2 separate regions of the Homo sapiens genome follow, and region 1 is linked to region 2. Evidence: chromatin loops called from intact Hi-C (ENCODE). Cell type or tissue: mammary epithelial cell. All regions are shown on one strand. Each heading gives the region's core, and the rest is flanking DNA. Links, peaks and the distances in the headings are about the cores only.

What was found. A loop is a pair of places that touch in the nucleus more often than their neighbours do. Peaks named below come from ENCODE experiments on the same cell type or tissue, not always from the same donor. Only the 100,000 strongest peaks of a DNase experiment are listed, where the experiment ranks them.
Region 1: it touches region 2 in a loop (12-fold over the local background); 9 of 110 quality-filtered maps call a loop at or near these places.

What each region holds. Positions count from the first base shown.
Region 1 is chr9:110,616,284-110,628,272 of GRCh38, reverse strand. It overlaps LOC105376218 (a long non-coding RNA gene), which reads right to left. Exons shown (of 3, transcript XR_007061731.1): 1 at 11,021-11,989; 2 at 9,482-9,705; 3 at 3,131-8,372. Among named protein-coding and RNA genes, the nearest start is that of SVEP1, 43 kb to the right of the region's middle. RefSeq lists enhancers at 1,717-1,886, 6,984-7,153, 7,825-7,994, 10,815-10,984. In mammary epithelial cell, for the core only: a CTCF peak has its summit at 4,621 (motif pointing right); a DNase peak (open chromatin) is centred at 1,572.
Region 2 is chr9:109,898,704-109,910,692 of GRCh38, reverse strand. All of the region lies in intron 3 of PALM2AKAP2 (PALM2 and AKAP2 fusion), which reads right to left. Among named protein-coding and RNA genes, the nearest start is that of PALM2AKAP2, 120 kb to the right of the region's middle. RefSeq lists enhancers at 3,420-3,489, 3,570-3,649. In mammary epithelial cell, for the core only: a CTCF peak has its summit at 6,955 (motif pointing left); a DNase peak (open chromatin) is centred at 6,972.

The sequences.
Region 1 (11,989 bases), core at 1,446-9,445, 720 kb before region 2:
CCATTTGCATTACTCCTATGAATTGCCTGCTCCATCCTTTGTTCACTTTTCAGTCAAGTTTTGCCTTTCCTTATTGATTTGAAAGATTTAAGACATTAATTCATGATTCATGTGTTGCAACATTTTCCTCTATTATTTGCCTTTTTAATCTTGTTTATGAACCATCATTATCCCGAAAGAGTATTTAAGTAATTATATAGTTAAAATCTGTCAACATTTTTCATTATGGCTACTGGGTTTCTCAGGCCACTGAAAGAATGAGCTTTTGCCACTTTCTAGTCTTCATTTTCTCCAATCAGAAATGCTGATGGGAAGAACAGGTGAGACAATGTGGCTATCACCATCAAAGACACTGGGACAAACACAGTTGTGTGATACCCAGAGGCTCTTCAGAACAAAGGCTTAATTTTATCATTCATTTATATCACTCAAATTATTTTCTCATAACTTTATTTTTGGCCTGCAACAAAAATCTCTCAATTCCTCTTCAGATCTTTCCTTAAAGTGGAACTAAGTAGAACACATGTGACTCAGATTTTAATTATTGCTTATCTTATTTGGATATGTTTTATCCTCATTAAAATGTAATTATTATAGAAATGACAGCCCCATTGCCAGGAAAATTGGGAGTGTTATATGCTCTGTTCAGCTTTTGGTAAAATTTTAATTCTATCAGGTCAAATTATTATTGTGTTATTTGTCTACTTTTGTTGCAACAGGAATGGAAGGCATTCCACAGATTGGTCAATTTGTTTGCCTTTTGTTGTGTGTCTCTCCATAAATCTCAATGACAAATGTCTTTTTAATTTATCTATTTATCTTGTTTTATTTTTTGTCTATTAACCAAACTTGATGTATTTTTCTTCTAAAGGGGTTCAGAACACGTCACCCCCAAATTTATTGTTTTGCATATTGATTATTTTGAGCTGGAGACACTTGAGAATCAGCAGATACAGAAAATACGCTTTGAACACCTTTTATCTAAAAGCAGGCCATAAAATTTCCCGTGAAAAAGATGCCCTTCTTGTACCAGGAAGAGAAGACCATCTTTATCACTGGAGACTTGGAGTTGACACCAAAATCAATCGTACAAACAAATCTATTATAATAGTCCTTATCTTCCACTAGTCTCTCCCATATATTTCCTAGTCACTGTCCCACATTTACTGCCTTTGGCCCAAGCCTCTTTGTTGTCACATCCTCACAATTTATTGTTGTTTGTTTAAAAAGATATATAACTATTGAGGCCTAATAACTTCTTCAGGTCTTAATTTTCCTTATGAAGACTCCCGTGTACATATGAAAAAAATTAAACTTGTATGTTTTTCTCTTGTTAATATGTCTTCTGTTACTTTAATTCTCAGACCCAGCCACAGAACCTAAGAGGTCTGAAGAAAACTCTCTGTACTTCTCCAATGCAGTGTGTTATGATTTCTATTGTTATCATTTCTGTCTGCTTTGTTTTTGTGATCTCTCTCTTGAGAGTCGCCATAAGCCGAGATAGACACTCCCTAGGAGAGCCCTGATAGGGGGAAAGTTAGCCTCAAGTATGTCAGCCAAGTGAGACTCAGTGAGGTTGTGAAACCAAAATGCATAAAACAGAAGCAATTTATTACTCACCGGTTCCAGAGAGGTTGGGGGTGCCAATGTGAGGCCTATGGGGAAATCTGTAGGTGGTAGCAGGAAGCTCAACCAGTGGGTGGGCAATGAGATGGGGAGGAGGGGAACCTGTGGGGCTATGTCTTTAGGAAGGACCAAAGCCACGGGCACTATCCCTTAGTTTTTCCTGCGGAAGTTGTGGATTGGCTAGTGTAAAGAAAACATGTGTGAATGAGGAACTTATTTTTAGAGCTCTGGTGTTGACCATTAGGTGTTATTGTGCTTGGCAATGGTGGGATGCATTGGGTTTTGGATCAGTGGTATGAGGCATAAGCATGTTATTTTGCAAACAACCTCGCAGGAAGGGGGAGTTTTAACTAGGCCAAAGGTGACGGGGTATGACTGGGATTCAAACAACTTATGTCAGTCCTAAGTGGTTATGGGATTCCTAACAACTTATGAATGCTGAGGCTGCAACTATAATAAACAAACGTGTGACACAGTGCATTTCCACTTTGGAATTTCCCCCGATTCAGTAATGTCCATTGGTCAATAGAATTATCTTACTGTTCTGATCTCAAATTTATTCCACTAAGAACTGATAGGAGATGATAGAATAAAGATGGCATTATAATGTGTTAGATTTTATTGCACTACAATACATTTATGAGAGTGTTTAGGAAACTGAAAGTATATGCTAGAGTTTTTTTTTTTTTCATTTCAGCTGTTTATTTTAATTTATTTTTTTTTATACTTTTAAGTTTTAGGGTACATGTGCACAACGTGCAGGTTAGTTACATATATATACATGTGCCATGTTGGTGTGCTGCACCTATTAACTCGTCATTTAACATTAGGTATATCTCCTAATGCTATCCCTCCGCTCTCCCCGCACCCCACAACAGGCCCCAGTGTGTGATGTTCCCCTTCCTGTGTCCATGTGTTCTCATCGTTCAATTCCCACCTATGAGTGAGAACATGAGGTGTTTGGTTTTTTGTCCTTGTGATAGTTGGCTGAGAATGATGGTTTCCAGCTTCATCCATGTCCCTACAAAGGACATGAACTCATCCTTTTTTATGTCTGCATAGTATTATTCCATGGTGTATATGTGCCACATTTTCTTAATCCAGTCTATCATTGTTGGACATTTGGGTTGGTTCCAAGTCTTTGCTACTGTGAATAGTTCTGCAATAAACATACGTGTGCATGTGTCTTTATAGCAGCATGATTTATAGTCCTTTGATATACCCAGTAATGGGATTGCTGGGTCAAATGGTATTTCTAGTTCTAGATCCCTGAGGAATCGCCACACTGACTTCCATAACGGTTGAACTAGTTTACAGTCCCACCAACAGCATAAAAGTAGTATATGCTAGAGTTTAAGGAACTATTCGATTAGATTAAGGGCTTCATGAAGGATAATGGAGTTAAGATTTTTTTTATTTTAGATTTAAATAATGACAACCACACCAAAGATAAAATCACTATTAGTAACTCATATCCTTTTAGGCATTTTTGTGTGCATATACATAACATATAAACATACATACAATATACACATGCATATCCATTTCTAAAAAAATGGGAAAAATCTTGTATATACTTCTCACCTTTTAAAATTTTTTTAACTTACAAAATATAACTTTAACTTCTACTTGGTATGTTATAGACTTTTCACAAGCCAATGAACATTTAAATAAAATATAATTTTAATTACTGAGTAATATTACATTTTTGATGGTACTGAATTTATATAATACATCTCCACTTGTTGGACATTTAGTTAACTTATTTTTTCTACTGCTTTATTGTTATAAAATATGCTTTGGTGAGACACTTTATCTTAGGATTAGTTCTAAAATGCATTTTATGTACACTATTCTCAACATATTATTAATTGAAAACAAGTTGCAAAATTACTATGACATAGAACGTTGGAAAATGGTACAATTGTTAAATCCAAGCATTCATGAGAACACCAATAAAATATACGTAAAATTCCAGTAATCTACCTGAGAATAAAAAACACAGACATTCATTATTATGAAGGACAAATGAGACATACTACAGAAAAGGAAGAAATTGCTTAAGTAGTGAGAGACTATAATCCAAAAAGACAGGCTGCAAATGAGCAAAAAGATGGAAATAATTGTACCACCTAGAGGCACAGTAGCAAACTTTTGAAGAAATTGAGAGATTTCCTTGGCTAAAACCAAAAGAATATTCCAGAACCACAATAACAGGGAAAGGTAAAATATTTTAAGAATTCATCTAGACAAGAACTCAATTAGAGATCACTATCTGAAACCCCCGAGGTTTCAGCTTTCAGGGGTGTGAGGTCTGAGGTCTGAGTCCTAGGAGATCTGGGAACAGGTGATAGTCAATGTCAAAAACCCCATTTTCTTAGATACAAAAAGGTTTTCTCCTATGCCTACACAAGATACCAAATGAATTCAGAATGTAATTCTCATAGTCCAGGGCAATAAAAAATATATAATTCTAATGGTTACCAGATTGCAGAAGATATTTATTGATGATGTTTGCTGCTAAGCTAACATCTTTCTACAGCACCACATTGTAAGTTTTAGACTATAAGCTGTTCATAGGGTTTTCATACCTAAAGATAACACTGACACCATCACCCACTTTGTAAAGGGAATCAGAGAAATTTCTAATAAACGAGATGCAATTGCTATCACCACTATTTCTTACTAGGAGTTTTCTGTGATAACACAATTGAAAAGTCTCTATAAACTGTCCACGAACAAATGCTAGTATTTATTGGCACCATTTATGGCAGTTGCTCCAGCTTACCCTTCTGCAGGTGGGAGGAGATGGGTAATGCATTTAGTCTTGGGAATTTGGTCTTGATATACCAAGGTAATATCTAATAGGACAAATACAAAACTGTCCAGGAAAAATCCCAAGCTCACACACCTGAGCATTCATACTCACCACAAATAAGGATCTGGGAATAGATGGCACTTGATTTTCTCTTTTGAAGTTCTTCAGAGTTAAGCCACTGGAGGGCAGCAGAGACAGGATTTTAATACACAAACTTCAGTTTCTATTCATTGACCAGTTCATGGATTCATTAGATACGTAAGTGCCCATGAGGTGAAAGGCATTCACCTTTTATGACAGTCATATTGTATGCTTTTTCATTAATTATCTATTAAGAAAGAATATTTGACAGATATTTCTATTTGAATCTCTACTGGATTGAAATCTATATATTTTTTGACAGTACAATTGAGAACTCATAAAATTAGTTTTAAAGCTAGCAAGAAACTTATGGAACACCCATATCTACTATTTCTCTCTTGAACAATGTCATTATCTTTTCTGCTCTATCTCATATATAAAAATGTTAATTGGTTTTCTTTTCTATGTGCTCATTCTCAAAGTTTGGAAAAATATAGAAAAGTAAAAAAATGAAAATAAAATTCAACCCTTAATACTATCATTAGTGTTTCAATACAATGCTTCCTAGTTGAATATGCATAGATGTATGTTTATTTCATTTACATATTTGATCTTAGAATCTATAGAGGTTAAAGTCATAGTATACTAGATTGCCATATCATTATCAATAAATATTTAAAGAAATGTTATTTATGAATAAAGTTGTTTTAGAAATACAGCTGTATACATGTGATACTGAGCAAGCCAAAATATTTTACCCAAGCAAATGCAATTATCTCTCTACTGAACATATTTATTTCTCTAGATTAGTTAATTTGTTATTATTATTCTGCTTCCAAAACAAGAAAAATATATTTAAGTTGATCTTGGAATTGTTTTGTATTTCAGTCCATCATAATGCACTAAAGTAAACAAGAAGAGTAAGTCACACACTCTTCTCCATAAGAAAAATTAAGGCATTACTGATTTAAGTTGGAAATATTTTAATAGTAAATTAGAATTTAAATGTAGTGTTTAAAAAAGAGTATGATTAAGTATGTGCATTTACCATCAAATATTCCAACCCATGTAGTCAAGTGGCAAGGCAAATGAATGCCTCCCTCGTCTTTACACCCTTGCCATTTTGAATGACCTCACTCAGAGAGACAGGAAGAATGCATGGCTCACTCTTCCACTTCCTCATTCAGCCTTTTTTTTACCAAGGTATGCCAAAGTGCTATTTCACATAACGAGGTTTCCAGGGCAAGCAAAGTATATTTCCTGTCCTCAAGGGGTTTACAGTCCAGTAGAAGAGGCAAGGAAATAAATAACTGGCTGTGTTATGTGCTGCAAGGTGGAAAGCATAGGTCACTATGGTCATCTGACTTGGCATTGTTCCTTAGGGAAGGTTTCACTGATAAGATGTTTATGTCAGAAACTAAAGGGTAAAGAAAAGAAGTCAGGTAAAGAGGCCGGGAACGGTGGCTCACGCCTGTAATCCCAGTACTTTGGGAGGCCTCAGGCAGATCACTTGAGGTCAGGAGTTTGAGACCAGCCTGGCCAACATGGTGAAACCCCGTCTCTACTAAAACTACAAAAATTAGCCAGGCATGGTGGTGCATGCCTGTAATCCCAGCTACTTGGGAGGGTGAGGCAGGAGGATCGCTTGAACCTGGAAGGCAGAGGTTGCAGTGAGCCCGAGATTGCACCCCTGCACTCCCACCTGGGTGATAGAGAGAGACTCTGTCTCAAAATAAATAAATAAATAAATAAAAGTTTTTAAAAAAGAAGCCAGGTAAGGAGAGGAGAAAAAAAAATATTTTTGGTGGAGGAAAGAGCATGCAAAGAACTAAGTCTCGAGTGACAGCGAAGTAATTCAGTATGGCTAGACAGTAAGTGTAGAAAGGCAGAGACTAAGAGGGTAAGTAAAAGTGAGACTTTTGTAAAGGGCATTGTAAACCACATTAAGGAGTTAGACCTTTATCCTACAATACAATTGTAACTTTACAAAATTTACTCTGGCTATTATGTGAAAAACGGGTTAGAGTAGAAATTGCTGGATGAAGGGGACCAAGTTGCATCTCTAAGATGATAGATAAATATTATTTTAAAATGACAAGGAAATTATTGATTCATTGCAGAAACTAACATGAAATCTAGACATAGTAGGTGTTTGATATATGCTGAATAAGTGACTAAAAGGATGAATATATTTGTAAACAATGCAACACCTATATTTAGGCTTCCCTGAGGAGGCCATTAGTCCATTGCTATTTCTCCTACCACAGTTTCAGCATCACTTAATACCTCTTATTTATACTTCTGTATCAGTTTCAACGACTTGGAGTCATACACATTGAAAAAATGAGCCACTTAATTTTCCATTACCGCTGTCAAAAACTGGAAGTCTAATTTTTTCTAAATGTATGGTTAAATTTCGTAGAAGGAGAATCTATTTAGTTTATTGGATTATTTTTACTGATATTACTTGCTTAGTCTCCAACTTCCCTTGGAGTGTTTGGGTAATCTAGTCATTTATTAAATGCTGGCTTATCCATGAAACATACACTTCATGGAAATTCATTACATTTTAGAATTCAGATTATAAAACCAGATCTGCATATTAAAAAATTGTTGCATAAACTGTGCACATAGCATATAAAATACTGTTTCCTCAGGCATAATATAGCCACAGGGTCAGAGGGAAAATCAGAAGGGAAATGTCTGATTATAACAAAACATTTATATAGCTCTGTGTTTCTTGAGTACTTCGTCTGCTGTTTATTAAGAAACAAGCTGGGAGGAATGGAAATTCTTCCAACTTATTTTCTTTAAGAAATGTCCATGGAAGTATTTCAAAACTGCCGAGTCTGGAAATGAAATTTTTAAGCATGCCAAAGTGTTATAGGAGCAGATGGTGCTACAGGATTTTTTAAGGATGGAAGGAAATCACATCAAAACAAAAGACAGTAAGACGAGGAAATATTTGAGTCATCTACAGCTAATAATATTTTACTTTGATCATTTTGTATCTGTGATGTTCATTTTAAACTGCTAAAATATGTCTTGTCAATTTTTCTTTTGAATTTAAAGTTGTATTATGTTGTCAAAAAATAGATAGGAATAACAAGTTTAATAAATAGCATTCCTCAAGTAATTTTTAAAGATGCAAATAATAATTTTCACATACAATTATCAAGCACACACAGCATCTCCAGAGCCAGATGGGTTGAGTAAAAATATTAACATTTTCTAAGCCAGAAGTAAACAGTTTATGAAGTTGGAATATTTTGCATTTTATACTTGAATTCATTTGAAATATCTCCATCATTTTAATCACACAAAAATATATTTGAAAAGGCTTTAAAGTAATTGCAAAACCCCTGCTGGGATAGGTGGATGTTGTTGTTCCTGTTTACATATGCAGACGATGGTGATTAATGAGTGAAAATATCACATGGATAAATGAATGTAAGTAATTCTGAATTGCACATGGATTAATTAATGCAGGTCATTATTATGGGTTGGTTAGTGAGAAACATCAGTAGTTAATTCTTTATGGGTGAGAGATGGGAGGGAGATGAATGGGACAGGAGCTAGGAGGATTATCAGGGATGATAACTTCATTTTGGATGTGTTGATTTTGAGATGCCCATGGAAATCTGGATGAATAATCTGTGTTGCAAGTGACTAAACAAACCAAGAGTTTGGAGGGAGGTCTGGGCTGGAAATGAAGATTTATTTGGCATGAATACTTGAAAGTGAATGTGGTCATCTAAAGAGAATGTTTGGAGAATGAAAATCTGAGACCAAAACCAGAAATATCCATAAAAGGAGCTTTAAAATGGTGGAAGGCTTCATCCAGAACCTGGAAGAAGACAAAAAAAGAAAGCAGATTATTATAGTATGAGCCATTTACATTACCTGTCAACATTAGTGGCAAACATTTGCCAAATAAATTTGGTCATGATAGTCTTTACCATCAGTTAAATATAGTCTTTACTAAAACCCTGTTCTTTTCTTCATAATCTTTCAATTAACACTTTAAAGTAGGAATTTTATAGCTACTTTCATGTTTAGCATGAAATCAGGTTGAATGAAGCAGAAACAAGCTATGGAGCTATAGAACATAAAATAAGGTTCAGTTTATAATATAGGTAGCATGCTCTTGGAAAAGCCAAAGATAATGAGGAAACCAAATGACAATGTTGAAACTATACCATGGAAATTCAAGTCACCATGCTGAAGAGAAGAGTGAGAATAGCTTCTAGCTAGCTATCCATACTTATCCTGTGCAGAGTCCTTACTAAAATATCAGTGAAAGCCAGATTATACATCAACACAAAGCAACAAATTATTATTAACAAATGCTTGCTGGAATCTGTAGGAATTTTTCAGCAATTATTTTGCCAATGAAGGTGGTTATAAAAAATAGTTTGTGTTCTATACATTCTTCACTTCATGAAACAAAGTTGTTCCCTACACATGACAGTCTTTGGGACCATTACGAGTTACTCTAAGTCTCAACTTCTTTATTAGAGAAACCTACTTATTGGGATTTGTTTGGATTAAATGAGCTAATCCAGGTAAATTGATTATCAGCGTGCTTGGTATAAAGTAAATAACAAGTAGTCAGGAGTTCCTAAATGGACTATTCCATATTGCCAAAACTGCCAATTAAAAACAAAAGAATGAGCATTAAAAATAATAAACACTGATAATGAATGTTAACAAGCAGCCTGTTTCCAGGCTCTGGAAACATATTTTCTGTAATCATTAAAAACTCCATTTATAAAAACAAGTATTTTTTTTCTCATTCTTCACTCCATGAAACAAAGCTATTAATTCTCATCATCACAAACATTTATAACTTACTACATGTCAAGTACTGCATGAACCCTAGCTACTGTTAACCTGGGTTCTAGGAGTCCTCAACTACTGGTGTTCTTCAGGGAATCTGCAATCTATGAAAATTACATGCAAAATTCTGAATATTTCCGGAGACTCCATAGCTTTCATAAACTTCTGAGAGCATTTTGTGATCCTCGCCTCCAAGGTATTTAAGAAACAGTGTCTAGAATCTTCTCATTTTGCAGACAGCCCAGATGGACTTTCATCCATTTTCACCCATGTTCACTTGCATTGGTTATCTGCCGCCTCTATACTTTCAGACATGAACTCTGAGGCTGGTGAGGATTATCCTAATTAGAAAGAGAGAAATACACATATTACTGATCTGCTAAACACTGTATTCCTAATTAGGTTTTGGAAGATGGACTTATTCCCATATTGTAAATTACCAAAATCAAGAGAAAAAATACATAGACATAAATATCACAATCAGAATCTCCATGCGTTCCTCTTAAGTTTCAGAACTGTGAGAGCCACATTTGATACTGTTCTTAGTATACTTAAAAGCAGAAATGTGAGTTACTGGTTTACTTCTACATTCTTGGTTAGAATTGATTATTTACACTTAAAAATAAACCAATAGATGGAACAGCTGAATATTAATTTTTAAATATCACCAGAAAAATATCCATATATAATGTTGATGGGATTATATCATGGAAAAGCAAGTGTTACGATAAATGAAGGAACAAAAGACTGCGTATTGTGTGATCCCATTTATATGATATGTCCGGAATAGGCAACTTATGGAGGCAGAAAGCAGCTTAGTTACTGCCTAGGACTCAGATAGTAGAAAAATGGGGAGTGATGAACAATGAGTTTTCTTTTGTGATGATGAAAAGATACTGAAAACCATAAAATTGTACACTTCAAATGAGTAAATTATATCTCAATAAAGCTGTTAAAATATGTAATCATTCAATGATTTGGGGGGCATTCTTGAATATTGACACCTTTACCTTAAAAAAAGAGAGTAATTTTGAATTCCTCATGATACAACATTTCCAAAATATTTTGTTAATTTCTCAAAGATCATGGAATTTTAAAAAATCATGTATCCATGTAATAATATGGAAATTAAGGAATAAAATATCCTTTAAATTGGTGCTTTGGTGCTAATTTTTTTCTCAATATTTTTACAAAATAAAATTTATTTACTGTATTCTCTAATTATAATTGTTAACCTCTGTACTCTAATCTTTTGCTGTTTAAAGTGTGATCCATGGATCAGCAGCACTGGCATAACTTAAGAGCTTATTAGAAATGCAGAATTTCAGGTCCAGTTCCATATCTACTGAATCAAAACTGCCTTTTAACAGAATCCTCAGGTGATTCATTTGCATATTAAAGTGCTCTAAAGCAGTGATTCTCAAGATATAGTCTCCAGAAAAATAGCATCAGTTTTAGCCAAAAATTTGCTAGAACTTGAAATTCTCTGGTCTCACCCAAATGTACTGAATCAAAAACTCTAGCAATCTATTTTATCAAACTCCCCTGGTGATTCTGATCATGCTAACAAGTTTGCAGTAAAAGAGTCACTTCGTAGCACAATAGAATCACCTAGGGAACTTTAAAAAATCTTGATGCTCAGGTTGCAATTCATACCATTTAAATCAGGGTCCTTGTGTGGGATCCAGGTGTCGGTGTTTTTTTAAATTCCTCGGGTGATTCCAGTGTGCATTCAAGTTTGAAAATCAGTGTCCTAAAGAAGACAGACTATGCAAATTCATTTTACTGGCTATAGTTCTCAGAATTACTATAAATTATTGGATGACATTACATTTATCAGAAACAATAATTGACTGCCATTTTTGCCTTATCTTTTATAAGAGAGTTTGTCACACTTCATTCCCCTCCCACTCTGTTTCTTCCTTTACTTAATCTAGTAGAAACCCTCAGGTGACATTATTACCACAAACGTGGAAAACATTTCAAAGTGAAATTCAAGCCCTATGTTTAATAATCCTAGGGACTTACAAGAGGAAACAAGAGAACAAAAAGGGAAGTATTTGTTTTGAGAAGAGCAAAGCCTAAAGAAAAGGCTAATTCTATGAAAGGGTATAGCTGGCAGCCACTGCTACCTGGGTGAGCTTTATGGTAAATAAATTTAATCTCAATAATGCTGTTAAAAATATGTAATCATTTCATGATTTGCGGTGAAAGTGCAGGCATCTGCAGAAAGGTAGAAAGAGTGGAGTGGGAGTGAAATTTTCATGGAGAAGCAATGTTAGCACAGACCACAGATTCTGGTTATGGGGAAAAAAGGAAGAGGAAGGTCTCAGCTAAAAAATATACTGGTGGCAGCATTCAAGTGTTTCTGGAAAGATGAGGATCATTTTAATAAGTCAGTCATAGTCCACTTGTAACTAAGAGGAGTCCAGTTTGGGAGACACCACAAGGACCATGTCTTTCTGCTCTTAAAGTCATAGGGAAGATCTTGGATGAAAGTCAGAACTCCCACAGAGTATGGGAGAAATGAGGCCCAGCTCTGGTGGTTTAAAGAAATTCATATTAAATATGGAGGTGGCCCTTGGGAGGTTCAAACATTATAACTTTTTGGCTTAACCAGTGAAT
Region 2 (11,989 bases), core at 2,186-10,185:
CCCTCTGCCCTCATGCCCTGCTGCGTCTGCTCCTAGTCAAGTCCATGACTGCCACGTCCAGCGGACCCTCTTTGGTGTGGATCTGTTTGACTTCTTCGTTTTTAAAAACATATTTGATCACTCTTCCTCCATGATGAAGAGACCATGACGCCATGTTCTCCATATGGGCACCTCTTCTCCTACTCTACCACTAAAGGTTTATTTGTTTTATTGTTCTTATTGATTAACATTTAATTCTTGGCTACTCATGTCCAGCCTCATGCTTTAATTCCTACCGAACATGCTTAAATCTATCCAAACTATATCTTCAGCATCTCTCCTGAACTCCAGCCTTTATGTACAATTGTATTTTGAATGTCTCCACCCGGATGGTCCACATACACAACATATACAGGACCAAACTCATCTTTCTCCATAGAGCTGCTCCTCCCTATTCTCTAGCTCAGATGCTGGTACCACCGTTAATCCATTCTACTTAGGAGGGAAACCTAGATGTTGTCTTCACCTCTGGCTTGACCCTCGCTTACTATCATCACGTACATGTATCTTATTAGTCACCAGGTCAACTAAGTGTCTTATTAGCCACCAAGCCAATTTGCCCCACAAATCTCTTTTCATAGCTGCTTCTCTTCAGCCCTAGTATAGGCTCTCTCCTAAATGCCTGCAACAACCTTCTAACCAATCTCTCTGCTTCTATGCAGCCCCATCACCCTAAAATCCAGAATGTGCCTAGACACACCACAATAGCACTCCCCTGCTGAAAACCCCTCATGGGCTCTCTGCTAAAGCTCATGGATATGACACACTCCCAGCCTCTCATTTACCTGCAGAAATGAAGATTTCCTTGTTTGGCTCAATGACTTTGCTCATACCACCCCTCTGCCTGGATTGCCCTTGTTCTCTCTCTTCCCCTTCCCATGGGTAATTACTACTCATTTTTAAAGCATCTGCTCAGGTATCATCTCTTTATGGAAGTCTTCTTTGGACTTTTCCCATGAAGGTGCTCTTCTTCTTTGCTGCCATATCTCATGGACATATTTCTACCACCAACTTTATCCCACTGTATTTTAATCACTCATTCATGGATTTTGGGCTCCCTTCCCTAACTCCAGTTTACAAACCTCTAGAGGATAATTACCATCACTTTTTCATCTTCCTTTGATGATGGCTTCTAGCATCTAGCTGGCCTGTATCTAGCAAGGAACCTGCCTCATTGAAAGTTCTCAGTAAGTGTTGGTTGAGTAAATGACTGTCTCAATGAACACATAAATTGTTTCTCAACTGGAAGTAGCCTCAAGCAGACCTTCCGGCTCAGTTCTTTCAGTCAAAAATGAATCTTAAAAGAACAAATTCAAATTAACATCAATCCTGGACTTAGTAAAAACAACAGATTAAAAAGAAACTGGTCTTATTTGCTTTCTCTGAAGCAGGAGGATGCAGAAGGTAACTGCTGTGTGGCTCTGTACTCTTTACCCCAAGTTCCCCAAATATACAATTTCATCTAACCCCAGGTGTGTGTGTGTGTGTGTGCGTGCGCGCGTGTGTAATGTACTATTCTTATCTACTATGAGGTACTCTTATTTATTCTCACCTAAATAAAACCATAAGTAGAAGATGCACAGATATGTAGGAATTGGGCCAGAATGATGGACAGTCTCAGCATTTACTTCATTTTGCCCTGTGACGCTCTCTGAGTTCACCCCTTCATGCAGGAAGCATCTGGGCTTTCATACCAGATTGTGAAAATTGTTTATGTGGTGCATTCCTCTCTTCCAAATCCCTGTTTACTCATTGTGCCTAAATCCAGCGCTCTGTGATAGCTTTCCTGCTGAGTTAGATTTTCCCATCGGCCTCTGTGTGTGTGTGTGTGTGTGTGTGTGTGTGCACACGCATCCATACAGCCTCAGCCACATCTTTCACAAATGCCCAAACTGGGAATAATCACCATATTTTTGCCTGTTGTCCATATTGGAGGTTACTCTGGAGAGACTGGTAGTGTTTTCAAGACGCATGAGTTAGTATCTCAATGAGTCATTCATTGAAAAAAAATTAACGTCAAACAACAGGGGTAAAATAGTTCACATTTACTGAGCATTTACTGTAATAGACAATGCCAGATGATATGCTAAATGGTTTGTAAGCATTATTCAATTCTTTGCACTTGGTAAAATATCTACTACTGTTATTCGCACTTGACAGATGAAGAACTTGAGGTTGAGAGAGTTCAAGCAACTTATGACCTTCCACCAGTAAGTGGCAGAGCTGGGATTCAAACCCAGGTCTGCTTGTAGCTAGAGCCTAGAATATTAACTGCTACCCTGCAGTGTGTCCTGCCTAAGAGCAAATGAAACCACTCCCAATCCAAATGTTTTCAGCATTTCCTCTTTTTGGGGTAGATTTTTCTTTTCCAACATCTTGATCAAAGGGAGCTGCTGTGGTTTAAGGAGAAAGCTGACTGGGAGCTCCTGTCACTCCACCCCTTGCCTGGCTTGGTCTTTCCATAGGATACACAGGATTTGGAAATCACTGCTCTATGAAAGCAGAAACAGCATGTATTGCTATGGCATCCACAGTGCCTAGAAGAGTATTTGCACACAGCCTGTGCTCAATCAATATAGTTCTAAAAGGGAACATTCTCTCTTGTGGTCACCTACAGCATGGATTTCCCTAAACTACCCAAAAGGACACCAAAGAATAAACAGCACCTCTGACCTTTGAGCCATGGACGGCAGAATGATATCTATCCGGAAGGTAGAGATGACGACTTAATTGTACCTGAAACAGAGACTAGGAAGGAGGTCGGCATGGGGTGCTATGGCAGTGGCTGGGAGGCTTCCAACTGATCCAAACTGCTCTTCCTCAAGAGAACTTTGTCTTGGGTTTTGTTTTGTTTTTTGCTAACTGTGTTTTCCGTGCTTGACATTACCAGGTGACAGCTTCTCCTCAGTGGAGAAATTTGTCATCCCACTGGGATAATTCCAGAGTTATTGTAAGAGTTCCTGCTCCCACCAGATCAAGCCAATCAGGAAGCTCCTCCACATGGGTTGTGCCGGGCTGATTGTTTCCCGCTTGGCTGCTTCCTGCTATTGTTCTCTGTCATGTTCTCAGAGGCGCAACTACTGAACCCTACCCCTTCCTCTCAGAAGCTGAGGGCTGCATCATGGCTTTGGGTCAAGGTATACTCGGCTCAGAGATCAAGGCATCTGGCAGAGAGAGAAAGGCCTGAAATGAAAATAGAGGCAGGCAGTTCCTGGCCCAGGTGACCAGAGCAGAAATCACAGAGCTTAAAACACCCAGAAATATGAGTCTTTCAGGTCTTGGAAGGGAAGTTTGAAATGTTCTGGGTCACTCATTCATGTTTATCGAGCATTATCAAGCAAGTGTTGGGCTATATTCAGTAACAGCTGCCCAGTCTCTACTTTTGAGAAATTCATCATCTCATGAGGGAGGAAGCTATATGAATAGTTACAATGCAGTGCACAGTAGAGCTCAAATTGCAAGACCAAAATGCTGCAGGAATGCAAAGAAGAGAGTCTGAGTAACTCTGCTTGTGGGGAGGCAGGGCAGGATTTCAGGAGGTTGGAACATGTCAGTAGGATCTTGAAGAGAAAAATGATCAAGGCATAGAGGTGTTCAGACAGCATTTCAAGCTAGGATGATAACATGGACAAAGGGGCTTTGATGCAGAAATGTGCAAGGCAGGCTCAAGTGAGTGAATGAGGACCTCTGTAGGACTGGCCTATCTGAGTGCACTCATGAGGGAAAGAAAGTGACAGGGAGGATCAGGCTCAGGATATGATGGCTCTTGAATGCCACACTAATGAGTCTGATTCGGAAAGTAACAGAAAGCCATTTGAGTTTCTTGTTTGTCTGTCTGCCTGTTTATGTGTTTGCTTTAAGTCAGTGATAGGATTGGCTATGTTCTAGAAAGACCATGTGGACAGATGTGAAAAGAACGGATTTGGATGTATGAAAGGGTTACAGAGTGAAACCATAAAGAACAATTAGGAGTTGTCCAAGCAAGGGATGGTGAAGCCAAGCTTAGCATGGACTACTGTGGGAAGCAAGAAGGTTCCATTTATTGATTTTTATAGTATAATGATGTTGACAACTTCCTAAGCTAACCTTTTTGCATTTGTGTGGCTGCACAGGCTGGGCTGAAAAAAAGTTGGCAATATTAAAGTGTAAAACTATTGCTGGGCACAGTGGCTCATGCCTGTAATCTCAGCACTTTGGGAGGCTGAGGCAGGTGGATCGCTTGAAGTCAGGAGTTCAAGACCAGCCTGGCCAACATGATGAAACCCCGTCTCTACGGAAAATACAAAAATTAGCCAGGCATGGTGGCACAGGCCTATAATCCCAGCTACTGGGGAGGCTGAGGCAGGAGAATTGCTTGAACCCAGGAGTTGGAGGTTGCAGTGAGCCGAGATTGCACCACTGCACTCCAGCCTGGGTGACAGAGCAAGATTCCATCCCCCCTACCCCCGCAAAATTGTAAAACTATGACCAGAAGTAGATTGAGGTTGCCCAGTGACTAGAGATTGGCTGGGGTTGGTGGGAGCCCTGGATTTTCCTCTTCTTTCCAGCCCACCTCTCAGCCACTTCCATGTGATGGCCCAGCTGTCCCAGGCACCACGGGGCACCTCTTCTTGAGGAAAAGAAGGAAATGCAACGTAAACTGACCATTTCTTCTCTTTTTTGTAAAAAAGTTTATTTGTTTATTTATTTTTAGTAGAGACAGGGTTTCGCTATGTTTCCCAGGCTGGTCTTGAACTCCTGGCCTCAAGTGATCCTCCCACCTCAGCCTCCCAAAATGCTGGGATTACAGGAACCTGCCACCATCCCTGGCCTGACTGTTTCTTCTCCCTGTGATCATTTATGGTAACGTGTTGGCCAAGGCATGAATTTGAAGCTTGAGGCCCTAATTTAAGATGTCCCAGGGACTGAACTGATATCATCTGAAGTCCAAGGACAGCCTGGCCCCTTAACCTACTGAGCTGCATTACTGCCCTCACCCGGCTGCAGCAAAACGGGGCTTGGGGTAGCCGACTGAAGGATGGTCATGGAGTTTGAGAAATGCTGAAACTTTTCTCCTGTATGGCTGAGAAACTGAGTCAGCATCTAACGCTGCATCCTGCATGTGCTGCGGGTAGATCGCCACCCTGCACTGTTGGTTTCTCACGGGCACAGTCGTTGCATTCTCTCTGGCATCTCTCTGCCTTTTTCCTGTCTTAGATAAAATAGAGACATTTTGCCTTACAAATGGCAGTGAGAAGGGCCTTTGGGGCCCTTTTCTGGTGGTACAGATGGTGTTGAGGCAGAAGTATCTGTATCCTGGCCCTGGCTCATGCGTGCCCCCTGGGAGGCTGGACAGGGACAATGGCCTCGATGGCTGAGTCCACCTGGCCTGAGTGCAGAGAACACTGAGCTTCAGGTGTTGAGTGGGTAGGTCACTGTCCCAGTACATTTATTATGGGAGTTGGAGACAAAAACTTTAGGAACTAAAACTAAAGTTTAAAATATTCTTTGGTGAACTTTATCCCTATAGACTTAACAGCCCTAATTCTATTTTACAACAGCTATTATGTCGAGAATGATGCAGATTTCTCAGTTTTCAAATCCAAAATGTTCTGTGAGGGTAGAATTTTCCTTACACCCAGGAGACTGCAAATTGGAACCTCCAGATACAAAATGATTCACACGCAGGGATCAAAGCCTGAGGGGTAAAGCAAATTTCCTTAAGCCAAATTTTAAAAGCCCTTTTACAGCACAGAAGTGGCTTGCATAACGTCCAAAGAAAAACAATGCCACTTAAAATCCACCCAGAGACTTATGCTTTTAATTAAAGCCCTCTGTCACAGAGATGATCTGATAGTCCACTTGAAATGTGAACTCTTGGATACAGAGATAGTACATCGTGCTCCAGAATAATAATTTTAAAAAACAGCCTGCCTCTTCCCGCTGGCTTGGCTTATGTGAAATCAGCACCGGCCACCTCTGTGTTCAGCAGAGGTCCCACCCCTGAAGTTGTCCTACCACATCCATCATTTCTAAATCCTGAGACTAAGGGAGAATTACCTGCTGAAAGCACACAGCAACTTCCCTGGAACCCTCAGCTATAAGAGAGTTCAAGACAGACTAGATTTGTTTTAGAAATAGTACAGGCATCTCGGTATGAGACGTCTCATGCAGAGGCAATGACCTGGGACCTGCATAAATGTTTTCATGTGAATGAATGAATGATCACAAGCCTCCTGAGCACATAAGAAAATTATATTCCCATGAAACCCAAGTCATAATAATAATAACAACATTTGTGTAATGCTTTAGAGTTTACAACATCCTTTCACAGCAATTAGGGATTATTTTATTCCCATGTTATAGGTAAGAAAATTGACAGGAAGGCAAAAGGGAATCTAAACACCTTTCATGCTGCAATCTGATTTTCTCCTCAATCTATAAAATGGTTATAATGATGCATATGGAATACCTACATCAAAGTTATGAAGCTTAAATGAGCTAATGTTTAAAATACCTCAGAACACTGCCCGCCTCCATGGAGCAAGTACTATTCAAATGTTTGTGCTTCCTTTCTCTTCCAGTGCTTTAAAAAAATTTAATTTAGAAACAAGTCTGTTAAATACAGCATTTATAAGATAAACCAAAGCATACTATTTAATAGAATAAATTCAAATTCATCTTAATATGTGCTTTGTGGCCCACAATATTCAGGAATATCTGTAGATTCTGATGTTAAACTGATTTTCCAGAGAATGAGAATACATTCTATCATTTGAATGCCAGAAGGAAAACTAAAGTGTTGATTATTGGCTTCAAGGATGGTAAAAGTTAAGATTGTGTATGCACATGTGTGTCTACATGTAAAAAAAAAAAAAAAAATCCAGAAAATCTGATGCAAGTTCGCTATGTGGGAGCGGCTTATGTGCACATGGAGGGCCATCTAGTGGCAGGTGAAGTCATAGTTCCCTAACTGAGGTAGCACATGTGGGAATTTAGGTAAAGCTGGGAGGAGACAGCTGTGATTCTGCTGATTTGGTATTGTGTACTTAGGAGGAGAAAGTTCATTAAATGTCCACAACACTGAACTCCTTGTTCCCTTGTTGTTTTCAAAGGAACAGTGCACTTGCCCTTAATGCTGTGTGCAAAAATATCCAGCTAAGCCATGTAACCCAGGAACAGGGAGAAAAAGTGGTTGGGAAGGTCCAGGGATTCGGGCCTTCTAGAAGTAGTGGGCCTATGTGAACCATCTTCATTGAGATCATCACTTTAGAGGGGGCACCTAATAAATGGGTTGCAGTAAGTGTCCCCAAAGATCAATTATGAACAACCCAACCAGTGGCCCTGTGGTCCAGTATGGCCAACCCCTCCCGGTACGCATATCCTCCCTGCCACCAAAGGCCAGTCTCGGTGCTGATGTGAACCCCAAGGCTCATGGCTCTCCTGCTTCTGAAAAGCAGCAGCAAGACCCCGCACAGCATGCTCCTGCAAAGTGCTCTTCCTCCCTGCGGCTGGCTCACCATGCTTCTCCGGCATGTGTGTCCCAGGCCCTTTGCTCAAGAGCAGCTCTTTCACCCGTGCATCTGGTAACCCAGTGACCTGGGCCAGGAGTGATATCTGGCTCATGAGCTCAAGCAGAAAAAGGTGTCCATGAAATCTCTGAGGCTCCAGAGACTGGGGCCTCTGTCATCTCAGCAATGCCAGAAACCAACACAAGGACCTACATAAAGTAGACCTGGGTATCTGTGGGACTGAGTGAGAACTGAGTAGGGACCGGCACTTATGGGCATGCACACTTGCTCCTTCATGTTCTCTTCTCACTTGGACCAGAAGGGCATAGATGTGTTCCACATGGACAGGGAATTCCTCCCAGAGCAGGCGTCGGTCATATGTATCTTTGGATTTCCAAAGTCCAAGCAGGGCCAAGGGCACAGTAAATGTCTGGAAACTGACAGTTAGACTCTGTCATGTGGCCATGAGGTCCTCTACTCTAAAAGCTAACTGAGAAGTGGCCAAGGCACTGAATACATTCATCAATGCATTCCACCTTTCAACGCATTGAATTCAACAGAAGTAGCACTTACAAAAGAAGTCAATGCTGACACATCTCACCTAACAAAGTGCCACTAGAAGGGCTTCCTGGAGTATCCAGCTACTTTTACTTCATTACAATGATGGCTCACTGTATGGCCTTTCAGGGGCTCAGTAAATTGAGGGATGGCTGAATTGACGTCATAATGAAAGAATGCTGCTGTTCTGATTATATCCCTCCCATGCTCCCATGGAGGCTCTGCCTCTGGCCAGAGAGAAACGGGAGCCACAGAGGACAAGCTCTCTGATGCTGTAAGGAGAGAAAGATGAAAGGGTGCTATAGAAGCTGGGAACTCACTATGCGCTAGGCACTGATGAGACACTTTACATATATTAACTTGATTAAGATTTACAACAGCCAAATGAGATACATATCATTGATTCCCACTTTGCAGATGGGTGAAGTAGCTTGCCCAAGGTCCCATGTAGTTAATGAGATGTGAGGCTGAGATTCAGATGAGGTCAGTCTGATACTGAAAAACGTACCCTTTTCGCTGCATCTGTAATAAGATCCTGCTCAGTCTTTGGGAACCCTGGGGAAAGAGAAACCCTAATCTGTGATAGAACTCTATTCAGATCCAAGATATTGCTGATATTTAAAAAAAGAAAAAGAAAAGGAGACAGCGGATGCAGCAATGCTTCTCCCTGCAACTCTCCAGAGCCGTGCGCTGCTTCTGTCTGATTCTTTCTCTGGCCCAGCCACGATGATCTTGGGATTTTTGAATGACTTGTTTTATTTGCTTTCTGGTGTTCTCATCCATCCTCTATTGGTAGATTGTCTTCCTCAGTCTTGCCAAATTCAACCAAAATGAGTGGCCTGCCCAGCTGGTTCCCAGTCTGCCCTTGACTTCTCTACCTCCTGCCTTGCTCTAATTGTGACATTGAACCAGCATCCTAACCTCACAACGGCCTTTATTATACCTCTGAAACTTCTAATAGTGTTCTGTGGCCTCTGGGATAAATTCTAAGTCCCTCCACTTAGCATTCAGAGGCCCCTGTGAGCTGTTTCCAATCTGCTATTCTGACTCTTCTCCAGAACTGCTTCTGTGGTTAGGCCTGAGATTATCCCATCTTCAAAGAGACAGAAGATCCTGCGAAGAACCTCCCTTTGGCTGGCCATGCCTGGACTGTTTCTCCTAATGGACAGAGTGACTCAGTGAAAGCAGGAATCAACTGTGTCCTCCCTGTTTCCACACTCATGTCCGTTCCCAGGGAGAGACAACATACCAGAGATAGTGACAACCTCCACGTGGAGCTAAGCCCCTCTCAGCTGTTTACAACAGGTGGCTGAGCTGAGAAGAGCCAAATAAGCTTGGTCTGCATAGAGTATCTGTAACAACCTGCTGACATTGCCCATTTAGCAGTCCAACTCCTAGGTGGTCACAGTTTCCTAATGACAGCATTATCCAGTAACTCAGGTCCAGTTCTGGAGCTGGGATACTACTTGAGGCTGAAAGGGCCAAATCTTCACTGAGGTCAAGGAAGGACCCCCATTTTCCAGTCTGGTTCCACCTAATGATATCCAGGTACATTTGCTCCATCTCAATAGCAACCATTCAGTTCATATCCCAACATGGCTTCGTAGTTCATTTCCTATGAGCTTGAAACTCCCTTCCAATTAATTGAGACATACTGAATTTGATTTACCTTTTACTTTTTAGAAGAAGAGACCATCACTGATTTAAAAGATTCAGGTATTAAAGGTTCTGGGTGCAGACCAGAATGTTCTGTCTGAAGTCAAAGTTAACTGTCTTTTGGTGGTAAGAAATATTTCTTGGAAGGAGATCTTCTAATGTCAAATGATGGGACTCAAGTACAATAGAAACGTCAGTCCAGAAGCTTCAGGAAATCTCTGAAAACTCCAAATTAAAAAACTCTAAAGGCTTGCCTCCCATTATTATTGGGTAGATTATAGGTCTTGTGAGGGTAATGACTGTCATTTTCATCTCTGTATCTCTAATTATGCTTGGCCTCCAGAAGAAGCACTTGATTGAATGATGAATACATTTTAGAAAGATTAACTCAGCCAAACACCACTGGGGTAAAAGCCCAAATCCTAAGGTCCTCCATGGTCACTACTTTCTTGAATTTCTACTATCTTGAGGACAAGTATGACATCTCTCAGTACTTGTTTACCCATCTATTGGGTGCCTAGACTGTCAGATCTGTAAGAGCAAGGGAGATGATTTTACTTATTTTCTGTAACTCCAATGCTTTGCCATTGCGATGCATGACACTCAATGGATACCTACTTAATCATTTTGACTCAAGTGGATGTTATATCAACCAATTTAGAGCAAGAATTGTTAGCAAGAATGTTTGTTCATGGCAGTACTTGTCTATACTTCTCAGTAAATGTCAAGAAAACAATCTCCTTCCTTTAGTTTCTTGTCATGATTGCATGCCAATCAGAGTAATTGAGACAAAAGCTGAACTTCCCACTGGAAACGCTTACAGAGAGAAATATTACAAGCATTTATGTCCAGAGTATCCATGGGCATGTCATCTGCACTTTTGTCATTGTTTTCTTTCTTTATGTAAATATGTTTGAAAACCCATTGAGCCTGGCAGTGTACTAAGATCTGAGAATACAAGGGTGAACACTGTAGTGTGTTTACCCCTAGGCAGCTGAGGCTAGAGGAGGATAGAGAAAAAAATCAGCTTCCAATGTACTATGACACAGTAAGCTCTAAGGTAAATATGCCCACAGGAAACATTAAACCAGGGTTTAGGGCTCAGGGAAAGTGGTATCTCAGCTGAGACTTGATGGTTCAGTAGGAGTTAACCACATAAAGAGCAGCTGAAGAACGTTCCTTGGAGAAGGGACAGTAGATCCAAAGAACGGGACACAGACAGAGCTTGGTACATCCAAGGAATGGCAGGTAGTTGCTGGAGTGGTCAGCAATGGAATGACACAATTATGAGAGACAAGGCCAGAGAAGTAAGAGGAGGTCACATCATAAAAGACTCTCTAAGCTAAATTAAGGAAGTTGAACTTTATCTTATAGTCCAAGGAAAACAGGTAAAGGGTTTGAAGCTGGAGAGTAGCATCATCAAATATGAACTTTGAAAGATACTTCTGCTGGGTGGCAGAGGTTAGGTCAGAAGGACACAACACTAGGGGAAGGGAGACTAGGTGAGAAGCTCTTGCATCAATCCCCATGAAAGATAATGGTGGCCTGGACTACTGTCATGGAAGTGGGAAAGAAAAAGTGTAGAAGGAATCAAGAATCCTTTTATTATATAAAATTACTGATTAGATAGAGGATTTGAAAGGGTGAAAAGAAGCAAGGACAATGTCCTGATTTCAGACTTGGGCAACTGGGTGCATGGTGATGTTTTTCAATGAGATTAAGAATCAATGAAAAGGAATCAATCAGAGAAAGTAATGACTAATGAATTTTTAGCATGCTGAGTTATAGGTGTCTGGGGGGATCCAAATGGATATGGTTAGGGGGCAGTTGGCTATATGGGTAGGTCTGGAGAAAAAATTAGATCAAAGAATGCCTATATTTCAGAAGCCATGGGAACAGACAATGTCACTCAGAGAATGGGAGAAGTGAAGAAAGGAGCCCCAAGTCAAGAACCTCAAAGCACCAATATTTCCCAGATGGACAGAGGAAGGATAGTGTCATCTCAAGTAAACAAGGAGAGAGTGTGTTTCAAGAAGAAATAGGGAGCATTCAGCAGCTTCCGTTGCTGCTCAACAGTTGATGAAAGTGAGGATTTAGAAGTCTCCTTTGCACTTAGCCCCTAAATAGTCACTGGTGATTTGGCAGGTGTAGGAGAGTGAATGGGACATAGAGACGCTGCTCCAAATATGGGGGAGGAGGAAGGGAGAGTTAGTGCAGAAGAAAAATGGAGTCAGTGGAGTTTGGGA